Linked DNA regions of Homo sapiens: region 2 is linked to region 1. A link is a contact called in ENCODE POLR2A ChIA-PET data. All regions are on one chromosome and are shown on one strand. Each heading gives the region's core, a stretch centred on a gene start or an enhancer-like site at or near the end of the contact. The rest is flanking DNA. Distances are from core to core; before and after follow the strand shown. Region 1 has its middle 6.7 kb from the start of GNG7. Region 2 overlaps SMIM24 (small integral membrane protein 24).

Region 1 (7,386 bases), core at 1,193-3,692:
AAGGATGGGATGGTGGTGGGGAGGTGGAGGGAGTGGGTTGAGGACATGCAGCAGGGGAGGCAAGGCAGGACCCGTCTGGGACTCTGCTTGGAGATGTCTTTATGTGGCTTTTTTCTAGGGTGTTGGTTTCCAGATTCACTCTGTGCACATTAGCTGGGGACATCCTCCCAGCTGGACTTTCTGTGAACGTGGACAATTTCCTTGCAGGCCCAGTGGCGTTGGGGCAGAGGAGACTGTATTAGTCCATTCTTGGAATGCTATAAAGAAATACCCAGGCCGGGCACGGTGGCTCATGCCTGTAGTCCCAGCACTTTGGGAGGCCGAGAAGGGCATATTACCTGAGACCAGAAGTTTGAGACCAGCCTGGCTCACATGGCAAAACCCTGTCTCTACTAAAAATACAAAAAATTAGCTGGGCGTGGTGGCGGGAGTCTGTAATCCCAACTACTAGGGAGGCTGAGGCAGGAGGATCACTTGAACCCGGGAGGCGGAGCTTGCAGTGAGCTGAGATCGTGCCACTACACTCCAGCCTGGGTGACGAGAATGAAACTCTGTCCAACCCCCCGCCGCCCCACAAAAAGAAAAGAAATACCTGATACAGGTAAATGATAGAGAAAAGAGGTTTAATTGGCTCATAGTTCCACAGCCTGTGCAGGAAGCATGGCAGCAGCTGCTTCTGGGAGGCCTCAGGAAACTTACGGTCATGGGGGAAGGCAGAGGGGAGCAGGCAGGTCACTCGGCCGGAGCAGGAGCACAGGGGAGGAGGTGCCATACCGGATCTTGTGAGAACTCTATTATGAGACAGGACTGAGGGGTGGATCCATTCATGAGGATCCACCGTCATGATCCAGTCGCCTCCCATCAGGCACTACCTCCAACACGGGACTACAATTCAACATGAGATTTGGGTGGGGACAGAGAGCCAAACCATGTCAGGGGACCTTCCCTGCTTGTCCCATCTGCCAGCCCAGCCCCCACCCCTCACCCCTAACCCAGAGCAGGCTGGGGCAGGGATCTGACCTGAAGAGGTAAGGCGTTGTTCAGGACCAGACTGGAAGGAAGGAAGAGCTGAGACATCATTCATTCACGTATTCATTGGTTCATTCATTCATTCATTCATCCAGTATGTAAGAGGCACCACTCTATGCCTGGTCCTGCCCTGATGCTGGGGACACAGCAGTGACAGACACCAGCCCCAGAGCCCCCTGCCTGCTCAGAGAGCATAACCCACTGGGGACGATGATTCCCTATGAAGAAGTGGATCAAATCATCGCAGACACATGCTCCCTACGCAGAAGATAAACCTGCATCACAAAAGTGACGTGGCTGGGAGTCCCAGGCCTTCTGAGGTCTGACTCAGAAGCTGACGTGTTTGCTGATGTGGGAAGCGGGGGAGAGGCCAGCTCCAAGGGGACCTGGGACGGAGCACTGGACAGGGGGACCAGCAAAGGTGTCAAAGCAGGAACAGGTGAGGCCTGGCTGGGAGGAGTGGAGGGAGGAGAGGGAAGGTGGCCAGTGAAGTTGAAGGTCGCCAGCAGGGGTCAAACAGTGCCTGGTGGGCTGTGGGAAGAGTTTGGACTTTCACGAGAAGGATGCCAGGGGGTTACGGGAACATTTCAGCATTTCCCTCAAGAGACCTCGAGGGCCCCGCTGTACCGTGTACTTACCGCAGCTGGCTGAGGAGGTCGGACAGGCACTAAGAGCCCTATTTTACAAAGGCAGGAACCCACAGGACCTCAGCTTCCCTATCTGTGTAATGTGAATGTATGGTTGGAGTCTGGCTTGCCAGGATCCCAGGAGGCGGGAGAGGGCCGTGGTTAGTGATATGTCCTCCAGGTCAGATGTGAAGATGGTGGGATCCCAGCTGCAGCTGCAGGGAGCATAGCACCTGCCTGGGACCCCCTCCTCTATTTCTCCAAGTGACCATGGGTTTTGAGACACCCTCTTTTAAAAATTATTTTTTTTTTGAGACGGAGTCTTGCTCTGTCGCCCAGGCTGGAGTGCAGTGGTGTGATCTCGGCTTCAAACAATTCTCCTGCCCCAGCCTCCCGAGTAGCTGGGATTACAGACGCCCACAACCATGCCCGGCTAATTTTTGTGGTTTTAATAGAGATGGGGTTTCACCATGTTGGCCAGGCTGGTCTCAAACTTCTGACCTCAGGTGATCCACCTGCCTTGGCCTCCCAAAGCGCTGGGATTACAGGCATGAGACACCGTGCCTGGCCTTCATTGCAATTTTTAAAACGTTTTATTTATTAATAATTATTGATTCACGGGAAGGTACAAGGAGGTCTGATGCACCCTGCACCCAGCCCCCCAGCTATGTTTACATCTTGCATAACTGCAGTATAACCTCAAAACCAGCACAGTGGAAGGATGCAAGCTTCACTGGATTTGCATGCACTCATCTGAGTGTGTGAGTGTGTGTGTGGTTTATGCAGTTTTATCACACGCATAACTTCCTCTAAACACCGTCACGAGATACTTTTTTTTTTTTTTTTTGGTCAGGGTCTTGCTCCGTCGCCCAGGCTGGAATGGTGCAGTGGTGTGAACACAGCTCACTGCAGCCTCAATCTCTTGGGCTCAAGTGATCCTCCCACCTCAGCGCCCCCCGAGTAACTGAGTAGCTGGGACTACAGACACATGCACGTCACCACATGTGGCTAATTTTCTTTCTTTCTTTTTTTTTTGAGACGGGGTCTGGCTCTGTCGCCCAGGCTGGAGTGCAGTGGTGCGATCTCGGCTCACTGCAAGCTCCGCCTCCCAAGTTCACGCCATTCTCCTGCCTCAGCCTCCCGAGTAGCTGGGACTACAGGCGCCCGCCACCACGCCCGGCTAATTTTTTGTATTTTTAGTAGAGACGGGTTTCACCGTGTTAGCCAGGATGGTCTCAATCTCCTGACCTCGTGATCCGCCCACCTCGGCCTCCCAAAGTGCTGGGATTGCAGGAGTGAGCCAGCACGCCCGGCTAATTTTCTTATATATATATTTGTAGATATGGTGGGGGGGTCTTGCCATGTTGCCCAGAATGGTCTCGAACTCCTGGGCTCAACGGATCTTCCTGCTTCGGCCTCCCAAAGTGCTGGGATGACAGGTGTAAGCCACTGCACAAACAAGACACTTAAGCGACACCAAAGACTCCCTCGTGATATCCCTCCTAGCCACGCTAGCCACCCTCACTAATGCAATATGTATGTATTTGAGAGTCTTGCTCTGTTGCCCAAGCTGGAGTGCAGTGGCATGATCTCTGCTCACTGCAACCTCTACCTGCCAGGTTCAAGCAATTCTCCTGCCTCAGCCTCCCGAGTAGCCGGGATTATAGGCATGCACCACCACGGCCCAGCTAATTTTTATTTTTTGTATTATTAGTAGAGATGGGGGTCTCACTATGTTGGCCAGTCTGGTCTTGAACTCCTAGCCTCAAGCAATCCTCCCATCTTGGCCTTTCAAAGTGCTAGGATTACAGGCATGAGCCACTGCACCTGGTCCTAATGCAATATTTTTTTAAAAATTGACATGAGTACAAAAAATCTGCATTGAACAAAATTTTAAAGTCCCAAATAAAGACAGCATCCAACCTTCCCCTGAGAGCCTCAGGCAAAAGGAAAAATGTGTGCATGTGTACATATACCAAATATTTAAGCATCTTTACATATCTTTCTATTTTTTTGAGACTGTCTCAATTTGTTGTCCAGGCTGGAGTGCAGTGGTGCAGTCTCGGCTCACTGCAACCTCCTCCTTTCCAGTTCAAGCGATTCTCCTGCCTCATCCTCCAGAGTAGCTGGGACTACAGGTGTGTGCCACTGTGCCCATCTAATTTTCTTTTTTCTTTTCTTTTCTTTTTGTTTTTTTTGAGATGGAGTCTTGCTGTGTTGCCAGGCTGGAGTGCAGTGGCACGTCTCGGCTCACTGCAACCTCCGCCTCCCGGGTTCAAGCGATTCTCCTGCCTCAGCCTCCTGAGTAGCTGGGACTACAGGTGCGTGCCACCACACCCAGCTAATTTTTGTATTTTTAGTAGAGATGGGGTTTCACCATGTTGGCAAGGCTGGTCTCGATCTCTTGATCTCGTGATCCACCTGCCTTGGCCTCCCAAAGTGCTGGGATTACCGGCGTGAGCCACCGCGCCCGGCCCAGCACCTTTATATATCTGTATGCATTTTTAGTGGTTGATTTTTTCCAGAAGTAGATTTTGAAAATATGACTGATGATTTAGTAGGATTTGCTTCTACTAAAACTAGGACAGTAAAATTATAATAAAGTCTATTTGGACATAAAGAAACTTAATAATAACATTGTAAAAAGACACATGACATTGTGAGTTTGAATACAACATCTTTTCAATCCTTGAATACTTTCAACTGCTTTAGTGTTCTGGAAAAAAAGTAACCATTAAAAAATACAGGCTCATGCCTGTAATCCCAGCACTTTGGGAGGCTAAGGCAGGAGGATCACTTGAGCCCAGGAGTTCAAAACCAGCCTGGGCAAACTGGTAAGACCCTATCTCAAAAGAAAACATTAAAAAATATATAACTCTCTGGAAGAATATTTGGCAGTTTCTTCAAGAACAAATCATGCAGCTACCATATGACATAGCGATTGTGGTCCTGGTCATTTATCTCAGAGAAATGATTTATGTTCATACACAAACCCTTACAGGAATGTTAACGGCAGCTTTATTAGTAAGAGCCAAACACTGGTTTTCAGTGGGTGGATGGTTGAACAAATTGTGCCCCATCCTCATTGTGGAATATTACTTAGCAGTCAAAAGGAACAAAATACTAAGACAAGCCACCACCTAGATGAATCAGATAATTATAAAAAGTGAAAAAAGTTGGCCAGGTAAGGTGGCTCACGCCTGTCATCCCAGCACTTTGGGAGGCCAAGGCCGGCAAATCAGTTGAGGTCAGGAGTTCGAGACCAGCCTGGCCAACATGGCGAAACCTTGCCTCTATTACAAATACAAAAATTAGTCAGGCATGGTGGCAGGCGCCTATAATCCCAGCTACTTGGGAGGCTGAGGCAGGAAAATCGCTGGAACCCGTGAGGCGCTGCAGTGAGCCGAGATCACGCCACTGTACTCCAGCCTGGGCAACAGAGTGAGACTCTGTCTCAAACAAATCAAATCAAAACAAAACAACATAGATGATGGGTAGATAGGTGCAGCAAACCACCATGGCACACATTTACCTATGTAACAAACCTGCACAGCCTGCACATGTATCCCAGAACTTAAAATAAAATAAAAATACAAAATAACTAGCCAGACATGGTGGTGCACACTTATAGTCCCAGCTACTTGGGAGGCTGAGGCAGGAGGATCACTTGAGCCCAGGAGTTTGAGGCTGCAAGTAAGCTGTGAATGTGCCACTGCACTCCAGCCTGGGAGACAGAGCAAGACCTTGTCTCAAAAAAAAAAAAAAAGGGGCCTAGCACGGTGGCTCACTCCTGTAATCCCAGCACTTTGGGAGGCTGAGGCGGGTGGAGCACTTGAGGTCAGGAGTTTGAGACCAGGCTGGCCAACATGATGAAACTCCATCTCTATTAACAATACAAAAATTAGCCAGGTGGTGGGCGCCTGTAATCCCAGCTACTCAGGAGGCTGAGGCTGGAGAATAGCTTGAACCTGGGAGGCGGAGGTTGCAGTGAGCCTAGATCACGCCATTGCACTTCAGCCTGGGCGATAGGGTGAGACTCCGTCTCAGAAAAAAAAAAAAGATAAAAATAAGTGAAATGGTGAAGAGATTGGTGATGGTCAGAGGTTAGGGATGGGGTTTGGGGATGGGAGGAAGGTGGGTGTGGCTCTTAGAAGGCACCAGGAGGGATCCTCGCAGGGATGGAAACATCCTCTGCCTTTTTTTGTTTGTTTGTTTCTTTCTTTCTTTTGAGAAGGAGTTTTGCTCTTGTTGCCTAGGCTGCAGTACAATGATGCGATCTCGGCTCACTGCAATCTCCACCTCCCAGGTTTAGGTGATTCTCCTGCCTCAGCCTCCTGAGTAGCTGGGATTACAGGCATGCGCCACCACGCCTGGCTAATTTTGTATTTTTAGTAGAGACGGGGTTTCTCCATGTTGGTCAGGCTGGTCTCGATCTCCTGACCTTGTGATCCGCCCGCCTCGGCCTCCCAAAGTGCTGGGATTACAGGCGTGAGCCACCGCGCCTGGCCAACATCCTCTATCTTAAGCTTAACAATGTTAATATCCCGTTCATGACATTTCACTGCAGTTTTGCAAGAGTTTGCCATTGGGCGAAGCTGGGCAGAGGGTACTGGCCCTCCTTCTATGCTATGTCTTACAACTGCGTATGAATCCACAGTGATCTCAATATTTACAATTTTAATTTAATTTTTAATGTTTCTTTTTTTGACCAGGGATACTGCTAAATTTGAAAAAGGGGAATTGGGCCAGGTGAGGTGGCTTCAAGCCTGTAATCCCAATGGGTGCCTGCAGTCCCAGCTACTCAGGAGGCCGAGACAGGAGGATCGCTGGAGCCCAGGAGTTGGAGGCTGCAGTGAGCAATGATCGAGCCACTGCCCTCAACCCTGGATGAGAGAGTGAGACCCTGTCTCAGATAAAAGGAAAGAAAGAAAGAAAGAAAATAAACAAGGCAGAGGCGGGAGGATCACTTGAGCCCAGGAGTTCGAGACCAGCCTGGGCAACATAGCAAGATCCCATCTCTAAAAAAAAAAAATGTAAAAATTAGCTAGGCATGGTGGCATGCATCTGTGGTCCCAGCTTCTCAGGAGGCTGAGGTGGGAGGATTACTTGAGCCTGGGAGATCAAGGCTGCAGTGAGCTGTGATAGAATCACTGCACTCCAGCCCGGGCGACAGAGCAAGACCCTGTGTCCAAACAACATCATCATCAACAACAACAAAAACCCAAAAAACAAAAGAAAGGGGCCGGGCGCAATGGCTCATGCCTGTAATCCCAGCACTTTGGGAGGCCGAGGTTGGTGGATCACCTGAGGTCAGTAGTTTGAGACCAGGCTGGCCAACATGGTGAAACTCCGTCTCTATTAAAAATACAAAAGTTAGCTGGACATGATGGTGGGCGCCTGTAAGCCCAGCTACTCGGGAGGCTAAGGCAGGAGAATAGCTTGAACCTGGGAGATGGAGTTTACAGTGAGCCGAGATCACATCACTGTACTTTAGCCTTGACGACAAGAGTGAGACTCCATCTCAAAACAAACAAACAAAAAACAAATAAACAACAAACAAACAAAAAACCAAAGGGAAGTTGATGGGAAAATATATGTGAAAATATGTCTATTGGGACATGCCACCTTTTCCATTTGTCTTAGGCTCCAACATGGTTTCACATGACACTTTTTCAAAATTGTTACAAATACTTGTATCTATGTATGGGGTACATGTGGTATTTGTTATATG
Region 2 (6,855 bases), core at 1,109-3,608, 760 kb before region 1:
TGTAGCTTCCTTTCTGCCTTGTTCAATCCTCCATCCATCCACCCAACCATCCACTTGTACATCCATCTATCAGTCTGCCCGTGCAGTCCTCACCCTCCAACCACCCATCCATCAGTCCACCTACCCATTAGCCCATTGATCTGTCCACTCACTGATACACGCACCCACCCACCTATGCGTCCATCGAACTATGCAGTCTTCACTCTCCAACTGTCCATCCATCAGTCTATCTATCCATTAGCTCATTGATCCATCCACCCACCTACAGTCTCATTCATCCTCCATCTACCTATCCATTGGTATGTCATTCTCTTCTTCCTCCAATTCATCCATTCATCTACTTATTAATCTGTCCCTCCCTCCATGCAACCATCAATTCACCCAACTGCTTATCTACTCATCCATCCATCCACCTATACATTCATTCATTGATCTATACATCCATCTATACTCCCATCCACCCATTCTCCATTCTGCATACCCCCATCCACTGATCCATCAGTCTCTCCTTCCTGCAATGTATTCATTTATCTTCCAATTCATTTATTCAACCTCCATGCAGCAGTCCATTCATGTAACTACTTATCTACTCATCCATCCACCCACCCATCCATCCATTCATCCACCAACCCATTCATTCATCCATCCACCCATCCATCTATCATCCTTCCATCCACCATCCATCAATCACCCAGCCATCATCCGCCCACCCACACACTCACTCATCCATTCATTCGCCAACTCAGTCACCCATCTGTTCACCCACCCATTCATTAATTCATCCACCCACTCATCCATCCATTCATCCACCCATTCACTTATCCACCCACCCACCCATCAATTCACCCACCATCCATCCATCACCTATCCACCTACCATCCGTCCACCCACTCAACTATCCACTCACCCATCCACCCACCCACCCATTCATCTGTCTACTCATCCATTCATCATCCATCTATCCACCCACCCACCCATCCATCCATCCTTCCAACCACTCACCCACCTAGCCATCCACCCGTTCATCCAGTCATCCATACCCCCATCCATCATCCATCCACCCACCCACTATCCACCCACCTGTCCACTCATCTACCCATCTATTCCCTAACTTCTTTACACACCTACCCACCTATCCATCCATCCATGGAGCAGTTGAGTCTTAGTTGCAATGATGATATGCAGTGTGAACCTCCATATCATCTGTCCAGCCACTGCACCCAGCCTCAAAAGCAGCCTCCTTTGCCAGGAGTAAACTGAGTCCCAAGAGGCAACAGGGAGCCTTTGGCTTATGTCCATCCATCCATCCACCCATCCATCCCTCCATGGAGCAATTGAGTCTTAGTTGCTGTCTTTGTGAAATGGAAATCGTGAGGCCGCGTAGTTAGGGTTATTTTGAAGATTCACTGAGATACCGCTTGTAAAATACTCATCACATGGGCTGGCTCAAGTGAGTGGCCATTAAATAGGAGTGTCTCTGTTTCTTATTATGGTTTGGGGCCTTTGTATCCCTACAGTGAAGACAAGAGAGAGAAGAAAGAGGCCAAGGAGAAAGAAGAGAAGAGGAAGAAGGAGAAAAAGACAGCAAAGGAAGGAGAGAGCAACTTGGGACTGGATCTGGAGGAAAAAGAGCCCGGAGACCATGAGAGAGCAAAGAGCACAGTCATGTGAAGATTCCTGGCTGCCTCTTCCAGGCAGTCCCCCAGAGATGCCTCTTCTGCCCCCTAAAAGCAGTGCCCTGGACTTGAAGCCCGTGAAATGACTCCATCTGGGATTCAGAATACAGTGTTCTCAAGTGAAGAAGGCTTGGAACCCACCCCACCTCCCTCATTGGGGGCTCTCTGGGCAAACATGGTTTTCATGCACCCCTCTTCCTGAGCTTGGTCCCTGCCTGGTGATTCTTCTTATACTCGGAGAGCATCCCTGGTTGAGGAGACACCCGCAATCCTCCACGATCTCATGGCTCCACCTGCTTCTCCCCACTGCCTGATTTCTTTTCTCTCTGCCTGATGTCTACTGAACAGAACTTCCCCTCTCCCATGCACCCACTGCCAGCTGAGAGCTGCTTCCCAATGGCCTGCATTAAAGCATTCGTAACAGCCCTTTGGAAGGGCTCCTGTCATCTCTTGGGACTCAGTTTACCTCTGGGGAAGGAGGCTGCTTTTGGGGCTGCGGGCGATGGCTGGGCGGATGATATGGAGGCTCAGGGTGCACAGGTGCCCAGACGCCCTGAGCAGATTAAACACTCCCCCGGCAATCTGGTTTTTTGCTGTCCTGAGCCCTGGACTTTGAGCCCTGAGCGCCGTCTCCAAGCAAATCTTTGCTCCTTCCCCCACCTCACTTTGTTTTGGGGCACGTGACTTTTTTCCTGGGAGCTGTATCTTGGAGGGTGGGGGTGCCCCAGGGCCCTGCAATATCTTGGAAAGGGACTAGCACTTCCTTTTCCCAGTTTCTGTTCTCCTGCTTCCCCTCACCTTCTCCAGGCCCTGGACCTTACCCTGAACAATGACCATTTCTCTTTTATTTGAGATGGAGTCTCGCTCTGTCACCCAGGCTGGAATGCAATGCTGTGATCTTGGTTCACTGCAGCCTCTGCCTTCCAGGTTCAATCAGTTCTCCAGCCTCAGCCTGGCCACAATGACCATTTCTTAATGAGGACCTTTTTCTTTTCTTTTTTTTTCTTTAGACAAAGTCTCACTCTGTCGCCCAGGCTGGAGTGCAGTGGTGCAATCACTCTGTCACCCAGGCTGGAGTGCAGTGGTGCAATCTCTGCCTCCTGGGTTCAAGTGATTCTCCTGCCTCAGCCTCCCGAGTAGCTGGGATTACAGGCATGCACCACCATGCCTGGCTAATTTTTGCATTTTTAGTAGAGACGGGGTTTCACCATGTTGGCCAGGCTGGTCTCGAACTCCTGACCTCAGTTGATCCGCCTGCCTAGGCCTCCCAAAGTGCTGGGATTACAGGTGTGAGTCCCTGCTCCTGGCCCTTTTCTTTTCTTCTTTTCTTTCTTTCTTTCTTTCTCTTTTTTTCTTTTTTCTTTTTTTTTTTTTTTGAGATGGAGTTTTGCTCTTGTTGCCCAGGCTGGAGTGCAAGGGCCCGATATTGGCTCACCGCAACCTCCACCTTCCAGTTCAAGCGATTCTCCTGCCTCAGCCTCCCGAGTAGCTGGGATTACAGGCACCCACCACCACTTCCGGCTAATTTTTTGGGTATTTTTTAGTAGAGATGGCGTTTCACCGTATTAGCCAGGATGGTTATTATTTTTTGAGACAAGGTCTCACTCTGTTTCCCAGGCTGGAGTGCAGGGGGCAGGACTTCTCCACTAGGGGGCGTTTGGAAATCTAAAAAAAAATTAAATATTTTGTAGAGACAGGGTCTTGCTCTATTGCCCAGGCTGGAGTGCAGTGATTCCATCATAGCTCATTGCAGCCTTGACCTCCCGGGCTCAAGCGGTCCTGCTGCCTCAGCCTCCTGAGCAGCTGGGACCACAGGCACATATCACCACACTCAGCTATTTTTAAAATTTTATTTTTGAGGTGGAGTCTCCCTCTGTCGCCCAGGCTGGAGTGCAGTGGCACGATCCCACCTGACTGCAATCTCCACCTCCCAGGTTCAAGCAATTCTCATGCCTCAGCCTCCTGAGTAGCTGGGATTACAGGCGCCTGCCACCACACCTGGCTAATTTATACGTTCTTAGTAGAGACGGGGTTTCGCCGTGTTGCCCAGGCTGGTCTCGAACTCCCAGGCTCAAGCAATCCACCCTCCTTGGCCTCCAAAAGTGCTGGGATTAGAGTTGTGAGCCACCGTGCCCAGCTAATTTTATGTTTATTTTTTGATAGAGCTAGGGTCTCGCTGTATTACCCAGGCTGGTCTCTAACTCCTGACCTCAAGCAATCCTCCCATCTCTGGTATCCCAAATTGCTGGGATTACAGGCATGAGCCACTGCACTCGGCCGCATTTGGAATTTTTTTGCGGGGGCATTTTGGGTTGTCACAAGCCTTCCCCCGTTTTAGGGTGGGGAGTCAGGGGTGACCAACCCAACAGCCTGCATTACTGGGACAGCCCTCCCCTCCCAGCCAGGAATCTCATCACCCAGGGGCCAAGGGCTGGACACGACCGAGGCTTTCCGTAAGATCCAAGGGGAGGCTAAGTTTCCACCGCTGAGTTTCCACCCCAGCCCTGGCTGATCCCCTGACTCCAGCTGAGACCCCCTGACCTTGGCTCAACCCCTGCTCTACAAGAAGCCTCCTCTGGCCTGACTGGAGCCCCCGTTTCCCGCTGCAGAGAGGAACTGGGATGGGGGAGGTTGGGGGGGTGTCCCCGGCCTGCCCACAAGGGGGCGCCAAAATCTCGCTGCTGAGGGTGAGTGGGGGCGACCCAAGTTGGGAGTGGGACGTGGGAAGGGGCCTCGGACCCCCCCATCCTCGGTGTCCTCGGTGCCTGTCACCAGGAAGCAGCGTGGGGTCGTGTCAGCGAGGACGCACTGTGCCTGCTGCCCTGTCAATGCACCTTACCTCGCTTCTTTGTGCCTCAGTTTCCCCATTTGCAAAAAAGGATCGTCCCCGCCTTGTGGTCTTGTGGGTAGGATGGAAGGAGCCCATGGTGCAAAGAGAGTTTTTCTGGCCCAACCTGGGGTCTTTTGGGGTTTTGGAGTTGGGGACAGGATGGAGGGCCCCATCTCAGCCCCCCCAAGAACTAGCCTTACTCTTTTTTTGTTTTTGTTTTTTTGAGACAGGGTCTTGCTCTGTCGCCCAGGCTGGAGTGCAGTGGCGTGATCTTGGCTCACTGCAGCCTCTACCTATCAGGCTCGAGGGATCTTCCCACCTCTGCCTCCCAAGTAGCTAGGACTACAGGAATGCACTACCATGCCTGGCTATTTTTTTTTTTTTTTTTTTGAGATAGGGTCTTGCTCCATTGCCCAGGCTGGAGTGCAGTGGTGCGGTCTTTACCTCCCGGGTTCAAGCAATTCTCCCACCTCAGCTTCCTGAGTAGCTGGGATTACAGGGGCGCACCACCACACCCGGCTAATTTTTGTATTTTTAGTAGAGACAGGGTTTCACCATGTTGTCCAGGCTGGTCTCAAACTCCTGACCTCAAGTGATCCTCCCACCTCTCAAAGTGCTGGGACTGCAGGCATGAGCCACTGCACCCAGCCCCTTTCACACTCCTGATTCTCCCGGGCCCCAGCCTCCCTCCCCTCTGACCTCAGTGTGGGAGGGGCCCCCAGTCTGGAGGGGACAGAGCTGGACACGGTCATGCCCCTGAATGGTCAGGGCTGGGTCAGGAGTGATTGGGGGCAGAAGCTCTGCTGGGGCAGGTGAGGAAGGCTTCCTGGCCGAGGGTGTATTGAAACCATGTTGGGGCCCATCCTTCTGCCCCCAGCCCTCCATGGCTCCCACCTCCTTCAGGGGAAAAGTCAACATTTTCCCTGTGGCCCACAAGGCCCTGAATGACCTGCCCCGTCCCTTCCCTGCCCTCCAGTCCTCCCTCCATCCCTCTCCTCACTCTGCTCCAGCCACACAGGCCTCCTCACTGTTCCTCCAATGAAGCAGGCATGGTCCCGCCCTCGGGCCTTTGCAGGAGCTGTGACTTCTGCCAGAATTTCAGGACGCTCCTTCCCTCCCTCCCTCCAGATCTGTCTAGATGGGACCACTCCCCGCCCTTCCTCTGTTCATTGCCCTACTCATCACTTACCTCCTCTGACATCTTTTACTTCTATTTTATCGACTGATTGATTGGAGACAGGGTCTTGCTCTGTTGCACTCCAGGCTGGACAGCAATGGTGCAATCACAGCTCACTGCAGCCTCAACCTCCAGGGATCAAACAATCCTCCTATCTCAGCCTCCTGAGACTACAGGTGTGTCACCACGCGCAGCTAACTTTTTAAGTGTATCTGTAGAGATGGGTTCTATGTTGCCCAGGCTGGTCCTGAACTCTTTGACTCAAGCGATCCTCCTGCCTTGGCCTCCCAAATTGCTGGGATTACAGGTGTGAGTCGCTGCACCCGGCCACTTCTACTTGTTGTTCACTGTTCTTCCTGACCTGGAGGAAGCTGTAGGCTCCAAGACGGGATCTGAATTTGAGTGTTTTGTTCACTGCTGGGTCCTGGGGCTTGGTACTCAGGAGATGCTCAGGAAGTCTTTGCTCAATGACTGGGAGTTTGCCAGGTAGCAAGAGAAGCTATTTTGTGCATTTATTGAGCACCGACTGTGTGCCAGGCTTGGATTCCTCCAAGGCACAAGGGAAGGGATGGAATCCCCTGTGCCTGGCACAGAGTGGGTGCTCCGTAGATGCCTCATGGAATTCACCGATAGCTCTGAGACTGCTGGGGGAGGGAACCAGGCTGGAGAAAGGTGGGAAGACTTCCTGGTGGAAGAGGACACCAGTGTGAAAGGTCTGCACAGATGGGGAGGCAGGAATGAGCAAAGGCTAAGGGGTGTGAAACAGCCCATCCTACAAAGGGGAAGAGGTTACAGCCTCCAGGAGCGTTGCTGGGACAGGTCTGGCCTCAGAAGCTCATTCAAAGCCACCATCTAAAGTGGGTCTCCCCCACCCCCAGGCACTGTGGATCAGTCTCTGGGGTGGGGCCGTCCTGGGCACTGCAGGGTGCTGAGCGGCGTCCCTGGCCTCTACCCACTCCATGCCAGGAGCACTTCCCAGTCGTGACAACCGCGGATGTCTGAGACATCACCCAGTGTCCTCTGGGGGGCAGGATCGCCCTTGGGTGAGACTCCCTGGGTTAGGGGATTTCATGGACCCCCCAGTAGACTGCGTCCCATGATCCTCCACCCTGCTGAGGTCCTAGGAGGCTGCACACATTGGAATCCCACCCTGAGTGGGGAGGGGGCGAGGA

What was found. ChIA-PET counts read pairs that join two places held with the same protein, here RNA polymerase II (POLR2A).
Region 2: POLR2A ChIA-PET joins it to region 1 with 10 read pairs in activated CD8-positive, alpha-beta memory T cell. The contact joins two enhancer-like sites. POLR2A ChIA-PET finds 5 or more read pairs at or near these places in 2 of 52 experiments (activated CD8-positive, alpha-beta memory T cell and activated T-cell).

Annotation. Positions count from the first base shown.
Region 1 is chr19:2,705,652-2,713,037 of GRCh38, reverse strand. No RefSeq gene overlaps it. Among named protein-coding and RNA genes, the nearest start is that of GNG7, 6.7 kb to the right of the region's middle. RefSeq lists an enhancer at 2,468-2,547. Within about 2 kb of position 2,442, at least 3 of the 41 ENCODE cell types and tissues checked have a DNase peak (open chromatin) inside an H3K27ac peak, as active enhancers do.
Region 2 is chr19:3,469,659-3,476,513 of GRCh38, reverse strand. SMIM24 (small integral membrane protein 24) reads left to right here. Exons shown (of 4, transcript NM_001136503.2): 4 at 1,518-2,528. The coding sequence ends at 1,671. Among named protein-coding and RNA genes, the nearest start is that of SMIM24, 7.4 kb to the left of the region's middle. Within about 2 kb of position 2,358, at least 3 of the 41 ENCODE cell types and tissues checked have a DNase peak (open chromatin) inside an H3K27ac peak, as active enhancers do.